2 separate regions of the Homo sapiens genome follow, and region 2 is linked to region 1. A link is a loop called in an ENCODE intact Hi-C map of the cell type or tissue named here. Cell type or tissue: endothelial cell of umbilical vein. All regions are shown on one strand. Links, peaks and the distances in the headings refer to the core of each region. The heading gives the core; the rest is flanking DNA. Region 1 has its middle 19 kb from the start of YAF2. Region 2 holds the start of LOC124902921 (a long non-coding RNA gene).

The links. Hi-C counts contacts between places; a loop is a spot of excess contacts. Peaks named below come from ENCODE experiments on the same cell type or tissue, not always from the same donor. Only the 100,000 strongest peaks of a DNase experiment are listed, where the experiment ranks them.
Region 2: it touches region 1 in a loop (5-fold over the local background); 4 of 110 quality-filtered maps call a loop at or near these places.

What each region holds. Positions count from the first base shown.
Region 1 is chr12:42,254,673-42,260,056 of GRCh38, forward strand. No RefSeq gene overlaps it. Among named protein-coding and RNA genes, the nearest start is that of YAF2, 19 kb to the left of the region's middle. In endothelial cell of umbilical vein, for the core only: no CTCF peak of the experiment used is centred there; no DNase peak of the experiment used is centred there.
Region 2 is chr12:42,305,387-42,310,770 of GRCh38, forward strand. LOC124902921 (a long non-coding RNA gene) reads right to left here and starts at 1,166. Exons shown (of 2, transcript XR_007063280.1): 1 at 1,088-1,166. In endothelial cell of umbilical vein, for the core only: no CTCF peak of the experiment used is centred there; no DNase peak of the experiment used is centred there.

The DNA of each region.
Region 1 (5,384 bases), core at 131-5,130:
CTTTTTTTTTTTTTTTTTTTTTTTTGAGATGGAGTCTTTCTCTGTCACCCAGACTGGAGTGCAGTGGCACAATCACAGCTCACTGAAACCTCTGGCTCCTGGGTTCAAGCGATTCTCCTGCCTCAGCCTCCTGAGTAGCTGGGATTACAAGCATGCACCACCACACATGGCTAGCTTTTGTATTTTTAGTAGAGATGGGGTTTCACCATGTTGCCCAGGCTGGTCTCAAACTCCTGACCTCAAGTGATTCACCCACCTTGGCCTCCCAAAATGCTGGGATTGCAGACATGAGCCACCGTGCCCAGCCCCATTTCCATCTCTTGATTCCTGTATTTATTCTGGCTGTGGGAAAGACAGCACCACATATTGGTCTCTGATTCAAAACACACACTGCATCTTGTAAGATAGCATGGCTTTCTTTCAGGACATTGTCTTTAAACCAACTGAGTCTTCAGTAAGCCATTATACTTTTCTACTAGGCCAGATGTTTCTAGGTGAAGGAATACATGGTATGACCTGTAAATTTTATGGGCATAATCCCATCGTTGTATTTCTTTTGCTGTGAAATAATCACACGCACTGTTGTGCAGAATACAGTTGAAATGAATAAGGCATTTTATGAGTCCATGCATAGTGGTGCAAGCATTATAGGCAGGGAAGGCAAGTCCATATCCAGAATATGTGTCCATTCCAGTGAAAAGATCTCTGTCCGCTTCCATGAGGGAAACAGTCCAATATAATCAACTGACCACCAGGTGGCTGGCTGACTTGTCTCTCCAAGGAAGGGTGGCAAATTGGAGACCCAGTGTTGGTTTGTGCTGTTGGCCAGTTAGTATTGTTAGCAGTAGCAATGTAGCTGGGCTGCAAGGCCAGCCTTTGTGAGAACATCATATTGCTGAGCCCATGCAGAGCCTCTATTCTGGACAACATGACCAGTTTGCACATGGGTCCATTGAGAAATCACTAGGGTGGCTGGTTAAAGTGGCTGACTGACATCAAGAGAATGAGTCATTTTGTTCACCTGATCATTAAAAGTTTCCTTATCAGATGGTGCCCTTTGGTGAGTATCTACATGGGACACAAATATATTCACATGGAATGTTTCAACCATCCTGAAAGGTCCACCCACATACCTCTTCCTTAGATCCTCTTGTATCATTCTTCCAATCTTGTCCTCTCTGAGTCCTTAATCATCCAGCCCAAATGTTAGCAACTGCCCATGAATCAGTGCTGATCCATACTTCTGACCATGTTTCAGTCCAGATAAGGTGGACAACCAAACATGTTGCTCTAATTTATGCTCATTAGGAGAATTTCCCTCTACTACTGCCCTTCAAGGCCACCTCTCATTGGGACTGTAATGATGTAACCATCCACCTCTGGTTGGTAACAGCATATCATGTAGAACCATTTGCATACCAGGCCTGGGATTTTCCCCCCTCAGTCAATCAGTTGTAAGAAACTCCTTATAAAATAATAGATATGAGTTGAGAGAGGAGCAGTCACTGTTGAAGGACTCTTCATGGAATTACCTATTTCCCATTTCTGCATAAGTCTGATATATGCCATTTCCACTTGAGGACAGATTGCTGTCATGTGTACCCAACCTTATGGCTTGGTGGTTCAGGTAGCACCCATTTCATAAAGGGAAGCTCAGTTAACATTGCCACTTGATGTCCCATAGTTAGGCATTCAGTCTCTACCCCGGGCTAAATAGCCAGACGACAGCTGTTTCTGAAAAGCTCAAATAATTATTTGCAGAAAAGGGCATGGATTTGCTCCAAAGCCCTAGAGGTCTATATGATGATTTTCCTTTGGTACAAAGTGTATCTGCTTACTACATAATAGAATAAGTATTTTATATGTAGAGCTGTTTCAGTATTCAATATTGCCATTCTCAGGGGGTAATTTTTATTTTCTTGTTAGAAAGCTTTTGTTTAAAATATGTTGTTTTGGGCCAGGAGTGGTGGCTCACACCTGTAATCCCAGCACTTTGGGAGGCCGAGACGGGTGCATCATGAGGTCAGGAGTTCAAGACCAGCCTGGCCAACATGGCAAAACCCCGTTTCTACTAAAAATGCAAAAATTAGCTGGGTGTGGTGGCAGGCGCCTGTAATCCCAGCTACTTGGGAGGCTGAGGCAGAAGAATTATTTGAACCTGGGAGGCGGAGGTTGCAGTGAGCCGAGATCACACCACTGCACTCCAGCCTGGGCTACGTGAGCGAAACTCGGTCTCAAAAAAAAAAAAAAATGTGTTTTAGTCAGGCGTGGTGGCTCACACCTGTAATCCCAGCACTTTGGGAGGCCAAAGCAAGTGGATCACCTGAGATTAGGAGTTCGAGACCAGCCTGGCCAACATGGTGAGACCCCCATCTCCACTAAAAAATACAAAAGTTAGCTGGGTGCGGTGGCCTGTGCCTGTAGTCCCAGCTACTCAGGAGGCTGAGGCAGGAGAATCGCTTGAACCCGGGAGGTGGAGGTTGCGGTGAGCTGAGATGTACCACTGCACTCCAGCCTGGGCGACAGAATGAGACTCCATCTCAAAAAAATAAAATAAAATAAAATAAAAATGTTATTTTTATCTTCTGATCCTCCTCAAAATTTTACTCTGGTTTCTATTGACCTTATTATTTTATGTCAACTTTTCCTTCACTTTTCTTCTCCTGTTATGTTTTTTCTTATATTTTCCTCCTTTCGTTTCTATGGATATTGCCTTTTCCATCGACCTTTTCCAAGTTTTCCTCATTTCTGTTAATTTTCTATTTGACACAATTCATTTCTTTTCCTTAGTCTTCCTATTCTTTCTTGCCTCCACTTTTGTCTCTCTGCATTTTTTAATCAATTACATTTTATTTCTACTAGTTCTTATTAGTGCCACTTAAAGAATCTAACACATGCCTCTGAGATAAGATTTTTTATTTATCCTTGTAGAGCTTATAGGATTCCAATGGAAAAGATGCCAATGGAAAAACTTATTCAGTACATGTGAACATTTAATATAGTGTGAATTAGTTGAATTAGTTGTTGAGAAGGTCAAAGTTCAATATCTCTAAAAATCAGAGAGGGTCCCCAAAGGCAAAATTCTTATTTCTCTACGATCATACTGCATCACTAACTCTGAGTGCCCTTGCAAATCTGCATCTTTAGATATTAAAAAGGGAAAGCAACTCTATGTGCACACCCCACAGCCAAGTATGTTAATGTGTTGTATTTATTATAAAAAAAAGCTTTTTAATAAACTCCACAGTTGTAAAGATTTCATCTCTGATCATATATTAAGCGGTTTTATAAGCTTCCAGTTCAAAATATAAATATCGTAGTTACACTTAGAACAACCTCTAGTAAAGCCAAATATATTTTAAACATTCTTATATGAAGATGTTTGACCCTGAAAAGTCTACTGTAACATATCTGAAAAATTTTTAAGCACCTAAAATTTCTCTACCAATAGCACAAACACAGTTGTAATATCAACTTTCTCAGTAGTGAAAATAATATTTTCCTGAGACATAATCTTGGAGAGTGATATTTAAGGAGAAAGTTCAATCTGTTGTCATATACATCTTCACAAGAAAATGATTGAACTAACATTGGCTTTTGCAGTAATGTAAATAAAACTCCAGCGAGTCCTGAAAGATTTCTTGTAATAAACACATTGCTATTCAAATAATATATTTCATTAGTATATTATATTCTAGAAGCAAACACATCATATAATTAAGATATTTTACATGTTATATGTTACTTAACATTTCTTTTGAAAATTGTTTTTTTTTATTTTTTGTAGAGATGGAGTCTTGAATTCCTGGGCTCAAGTGATCCTCCTGCCTCAGCCTCCCAAAATGATGAGGTTACAGGCATGAGCGACCACACCTGGCCTTACTTAACATTAATTGGATTAAAATATATATATATATATATATATATATATATATATATATATATATATATGCAAAATTTTTTTTTTTGAGACGGAGTCTCTCTTTGTCACCCAGGCTGGAGTGCAGTGGCACGATTTCGGTTCACTGCAACATCTGCTTGCCAGGTTCAAGCGATTTTCCTGCCTAAAACTCCCAGAGTAGCTGAGATTACAGGTGTGCACTACCTACCTGGCTTTTTTTTTTTTTTTTTTTTTTTTTTTTTTTAGTACAGACAGGGTTTCATCATGTTGGTCATGCTGGTCTCGACCTGAAATGATCCACCGGCCTCAGTCTCCCAGAGTGCTGGGATTCCAGATGTGAGCCACCGTGCCCGGCCAGAATTAAATATATTTAAAAATTTTTAATATTAATAAATTTGTAAAGAAGCAAAAACCAGTGGTTGGGGCATTATCTATAGCCAGTGTAAAAAGAAAAAAATTACTCAGTGATACCTGTTGAAGCACAGTTAGGAAGATTTTATTCAGTACCACTGCGATAGGAAGAGGGACCACCACAATGAGGTCTTGCAGTGGGAAAGAGAGATTGGGCTCAACTTCAATAACATCACAGTGGGAATTATAGCCAAGGAGCAGAGTGGGAGTCAGTGGATAGAAATTTACAAAGAAGAAATGTCAGGGGTAAAGAGGATTCAAGCTAAACCAAACTAACAGGATGTTTCCTGAAGACAGGCCAGGGTGACCAGATATCACCTGGGGAACAGGGAGAATGAGGAACCTGATCAGGTATTGAAGATGATCAGATATCATGGATGAGGGCAGTTCTTGTCAAATTCACCCAGCAGGGTTCTTTGCTAAAATGGGATTTTACAAGAAAGTGGACAAATGGGCTTAGCAGAAGGTTAAGAAGCCTGACTAGGCTGGGCGCGGTGGATCACGCCTGTAATCCCAGCACTTTGGGAGGCCGAGGCGGGCGGATCACGAGGTCAGGAGATCGAGACCATCCTGGCTAACACGGTGAAACCCCGTCTCTACTAAAAATACAAAAAATTAGCCGGGCATGGTGGCGGGCGCCTGTAGTCCCAGCTACTCGGGAGGCTGAGGCAGGAGAATGGCGTGAACCCGGGAGGCGGAGCTTGCAGTGAGCCGAGATCGCGCCACTGCACTCCAGCCTGGGGGAGAGAACAAGACTCCTCTCAAAAATAAAAAAAAATAAAAAGAAGCCTGACTAAAGTTTGGCCAAGCAAGGGATCTTTTGTCACCAGATTGCCAGGATTCAGATTCTGCTTCTGAAGCATACTAGCTGTGTAACTGTGGGCAAATTACTTAACCCATGGCTCAGTTTTCACATCTGTAAAATGGGACTAATAATAATATGTACTTACAGGATTATTATGAGGGTTAAACCACTTAATATATGTACAGCCCTTGGGAAAAGTGCCTTATTAGTTGGGTGTGGTGACGTGCACCTGTAGTACAAGCTACTAGGGAGGCCGAGGTAGGAAAA
Region 2 (5,384 bases), core at 179-5,178, 51 kb after region 1:
ATAGATTTAGTCTTTTAACTTTAAAATTTGTTGGTTATTCCAAAAATGTTTCCACCTACAGAAAAATCATTAAGATATAATAAAACAAATTGTTATTCTTATGCACGTAAAATGAAATTTAAAACCACCATCTCCTAGTTGATAAGGCAGTACTATATATATATATATATATATATATATATATTTTTTTTTTTTTTTTTTTGAGATGGAGTCTCGCTCTGTCACCCAGGTTGGAGTGCAGTGGCACGATCTCTGCTCACTGCAACCTCCACCTCCTGGATTCAAGGGATTTTCCTGCCTCAGCCTCCTGAGTGCTGGGACTACAGGCGCGTGCCACCATGCCTGGCTAATTTTTGTATTTTTAGTAGAGACAGGGTTTCGCCATGTTGGGCAGGCTGATCTCAAACTCCTGACCTGAGGTGATCCATCCCCATTGGCCTCTCAGAGTGCTGGGATTACAGGCGTGAGCCACTGCGCCTGGCCAGTCATATAATTTGAGTACTTTTTTAGAGAAGCATCATAGCATAGAGATAGTATATCGACTCTAGAGCAAGTTTGCTTGGCTTTATTTCTTTTATTTTTAAAAATTTTCTTTGTATAAATTTATGGGGTACAAGTGTTACATGTATATATTGAGTAGTGGTGAAGTCAGGGCTTTTCTTCTTCTTTTCTTTTTTTGAGACGGAGTTTCACTCTTTTTGCCCAGGCTGGAGTGCAATGGCCCGATCTCGGCTCCGCAACCTCCGCCTCCTGGGTTCAAGTGATTCTCCTGCCTCAGCCTCCCGAGTAGCTGGGATTACAGGCATGCGCCACCACACCCAGTGAGTTTCTACTTTTAATAGAGACGGGGTTTCTCCACGTTGGTCAGGCTAGTCACGAACTCCCGACCTCAGGTGATCCGCCCGCCTCGGCCTCCCAAAGTGCTGGGATTGCAGGCATGAGCCTCCGCACCTGGCCTTTTTCTTTTATTTTTAAATTTTATTTATTTATTTATTTTTGGTAAGTCATGCATAGGGCTTTTTTGTGTATCCATCTCCAAAATAACATACATTGTACCCTGCATTTAAAACGTTATCGTGCTACTTACTGGCTGTGTGACTTTGGGTGAATTACTTTGCCTCTCTGTGCCTTAGTTCTGTCATCTGTATAATGATGAAAACAATACCTAAAAGGGATTCAATTATTTCATATTTATAATGTGTTTAGAACAGTGCCTGAAACATAGTGCTAAATATGTGATATAATTTGTCTTTCAGATAATTTGTTAAAAGCCATTTTTAGTATTTAACTTATCTTAAATATACTTATGAGGCTCTAACCAAACTATACCATCTCTATGAAAAAACAAGATTATGTGTTTCACATGAAGCCATGCATCTTGCAAAGATGTGCTGATGAAAAGTGCAACATGCACTTCAGGAATCTGCTTTCTATAAAAGCTTTTATGTTTCTGGTCTGCTTATTTCTAGGTGCCATATCTTAACTAAAAATGTTAACTGGTTGTCTTTATCTATAGCAGTATATAAGGATTCTTAAAATTTGGATCTTATAGATGGAGTGTTTTAAAACAATTGATAGTGGCTTACTCCCATTCTCTGGACTGAGGGCTCAGTCTGACTGCCACTGTTCGCATTGTTAGTTTAAGTAATAGTGCTGATCACACTGCTTTCCAAGGAGGTTTTCACTTTCTTCCATATATATTTCTTTTCTTTCTTTTCCTTTTTTTCTTTTTCTTTTCTTTTCTTTCTTTCTTTTTTTTTTTTTTTTTTTTTTGAGACAGAGTCTCTGTTGCCCAGGCTGGAGTGCAGTGGCATGATCTCAGCTCACTGCAGCCTCCGCCTCCTGGGTTCAAACAATTCTCCTGCCTCAGCCTTCCAAGTAGCTGGGATTACAGGCATGGGCCACCACACCCGGCTAATTTTGTATTTTTAGTAGAGACAGGGTTTCACTATGTTGGTCAGGCTGGTCTTGAACTCCTGACCTCTGGTGATCCACCTGCCTCAGTCTCCCAAAGTGTTGAGATTACAGGCGTGAGCCACTGCGCCCAGGCTGAATCTTTATTTTCTTTGTGTGCTCTGCTCAGCCGTCTCAGTATTCTGCCCTGGGAAATGTTGAAAGGAGGGTTTTAAGCTTAAGATTCTTTTTACAGGATAATTTCCACATTGATTCCAAACTGAAAATAGATCCCGCGTTGCATAGGAACACTTTCACTCTATGTAGTCGGGGTGGGACTGACTCTCTTCCTTATTTCCAGGAATGGGGACTGTGACAGAGACCTAGCCAATCAGGGCTTTCTTGGAACTTTTGCTGGGACCACTGGGAAAGGGGTTTTCTTTGTTGGGATTCCTACCTTTAGAGATACTGGTGGTCATCTCTACCACCATATGAAGAAAGCTTGTTGAGAAATAAAGGAAGTACAGAGGAAAGCGGTGGTAAGACAAAGAAAAATAGATTTCTAATTATATTTTTATCTCTTTTATCCATTTCTGAAGCTGAATGACTTAGTTATATGATCCAATAGTTTTCTCCCCACTTTAAAAATTACATTTCCAGCCCTCCATCAATGATTGAACCTAAGTTACTGATCTATGGCATATTCTATGTAAAGCTTTCAAGTACTTTTCTAGGTATGGTAATCAAGGTTTTAATATTTAAGCATTTAAAACATAGTTTTTAATTTTTTAAATTAAAAACAGTTATTTTTTATTTTTATAAAGTCAGGGTCTCACTTTGCTGCCTAGGCTGGTCTTGAACTCCTGGCTTCAAGAGATCCTCTTGCCTTGGCCTCCCAAAGTGCTGGGATTATAGGCATGAGCCACTACACCTGGCCAAAAATATTATTTAAATTCACTTTTATTTGTTTTTTAGAGACAGGGTTTTACTCTGTTGCCCAGCTGGACTTAAATTCCTGGTCTCAAGGGAACCTCCCACCTTAGCCTCTCCAGGAGCTGGGACTACAGGTGCATGCCACCACACCTGGCATATATAAACACACATCTTTAGCATATAAAACAAAGGAATAAATTAACATGCAAAATTTATAAATGTCATATGTGGGCATAATTGAATTTCATGATAATCTGAAAACTGTAATTGACAATTTCAGAATAAGGCATCTAGTCAAAAAAGCAATGAGTAAATAAATGACTGCAGAAGGAAAAAAAAAAAACCCAAAAAACCATTAGTCATATCCAGCAAGAAGGGCATTCTCTGCTAGACAAGTACTTATTAGAAACTACCAAGTTGGCCTGGCACAGTGGCTCAGGCCTGTAATCCCAGCACTTTGGGAGGCCGAGTCAGGTGGATCAGTTGAGGTCAGGAGTTCGAAACCAGCCTGACCAACATGGTGAAACCCCATCTCTACTAAAAAAATAGAAAATTAGCCAGGCATGATGGCACACACCTGTAATCCCAGCTACGTGGGAGGCTGAGGCAGGAGAATCGCTTGAACCCAGGAGGTGGAGGTTGCAGTGAGCTGAGATCATGCCATTGCACTGCAGCCTGAGCAACAAGAGTGAAACTCTGTCAAAAAAAAAAAAAAAAAAAAAAAAAAAAAAACAAAAAAACGGCCTGGCGCTGTGGCTCACGCCTGTAATCCCAGCACTTTGGGAGGCCAAGGCGGGCAGATCATGAGGTAAGCAGATCGAGACCATCCTGGCCAACGTGGTGAAACGCCGTCTCTACTAAAAATACAAATATTAGCCGGGTGTGGTGGTGCGTGCCTGTAGTCACAGCTACTTAGGAGGCTGAGGCAGGAGAATCGCTTGAACCTGGGAGGCAGAGGTTGCAGTGAGCCAAGACTGTGCGACTGCACTCCAGCCTGGTGACAGAGTGAGACTCCATCTCAAAAAAAAAAGAAACTACCAAATTTACAGGTTCGGTCTCTTTTTCTGAAACCGTAGGGGATAGATAGATTTTCAAAGCCAGAATTGTTCTTAAAGCTCTCTTTTGTGGTATGCTTGTTTGGGTTTCCGTTGTATTAGAGGCTTTCCTCAAATGTTTGTTGATGCTTATGTGTCTGTTCATATTTGAATGTGAAGCACTGAAAAGCTGAGCAGAGCATATTTCACTAGCACTGCCTTGGGCATATCAACTTGGAGGTCTTTATTACTGAACATTTTCTTTAGGGCTAATATCTCAAGCTGTATGTATTTTCTCCTGGGGAAGGACCCCTCCAATCCCTTGCCTGAGGTGGGAAAGCTATCTTAATCTTATCCTGGACATAGATCGCAGGGAAGGGGCTTGCAGGTGTGATGGTTCAGCATGACTTGGTGGGCTGTGGGGAGGGCTTGTTGGCCTAATTATACTTCACAAAAAATTTTTAGTTATGTTTGCACATTTTTTTCTATGCAGTCCTGTCACTTGAGGCATATTTTTTTTTGTGTGTGATAAAATATACATCACATAAAATTTACCTTTTTTTTTTGAGACAGAGTCTCGCTTTGTCGCCCAGGCTGGAGTGTGGTGGCATGATCTTGGCTCACTGCAACCTCCATCTCCCGGGTTCAAGCAATTCTTCTGCCTCAGCCTCCCAAGTATTTGGGACTACAGGTGCACACTGCCACACTCGGCTATTTTTTTCTATTTTAGTAGAGATGGGGTTTTACCTTGTTGGCCAGGCTGGTCTCGAACTCCTGAGCTCAGGCTGTCTGCCTGCCTCAGGCTCCCAAACTGCTAGGATTACAGGCATAAGCCACTGTGCCCGGCCCATTTTACCCATTTTTATGTGTACAACTTAGTGCCATTAGGTACATTCACAGTATTGAGCAACCGTCACCACTAGCCATTTCCAGAACTTCTCATCAACTGAAACAGAAACTATGCATTAAATAAATAGCCCCCCTTTCTACCTCCCTTCAGACCCTGGTAACCTCTATTTTCTGTCTCTATGAATTTCACGTTGCCTATTCCAGGTGCCTCATGTAAGTGGTATCATACAATATTTGTCCTTCTGTGTTGCTTTAACCTTCTTAGTTTTCATATAACTCAGGTTAAGTAAATCGTCTACGATCAGCAGCTTTAAGTGGCAATATGGCCATAGAAACCTAAGTGTATCTGTCAAAAAAAAGAGCATACTCTTAACCATTCTGCACTGCTACTTTAGCAGTGAGCATTTCCCCCTTCCATATGCAGATATGTATCCATATATAGCAAGTGTTTTACACTTGACATTGTATCTGGAATGTTTTCTCATACAATTAAAAATTCTTTGAAACATTTTAATGCTTCCTAATAATCTATTATTGTGAATGCATCATGCTTTAATTTGCTGTTGACAATTCTTTTTCTTTTTTTCTTTTTTTGAGACAGAGTCTCACTCTGTCACCCAGGGCTGGAGTGCAGTGGTGCGATCTGGGCTCACTGCAGCCTCTGCCTCCCTGGTT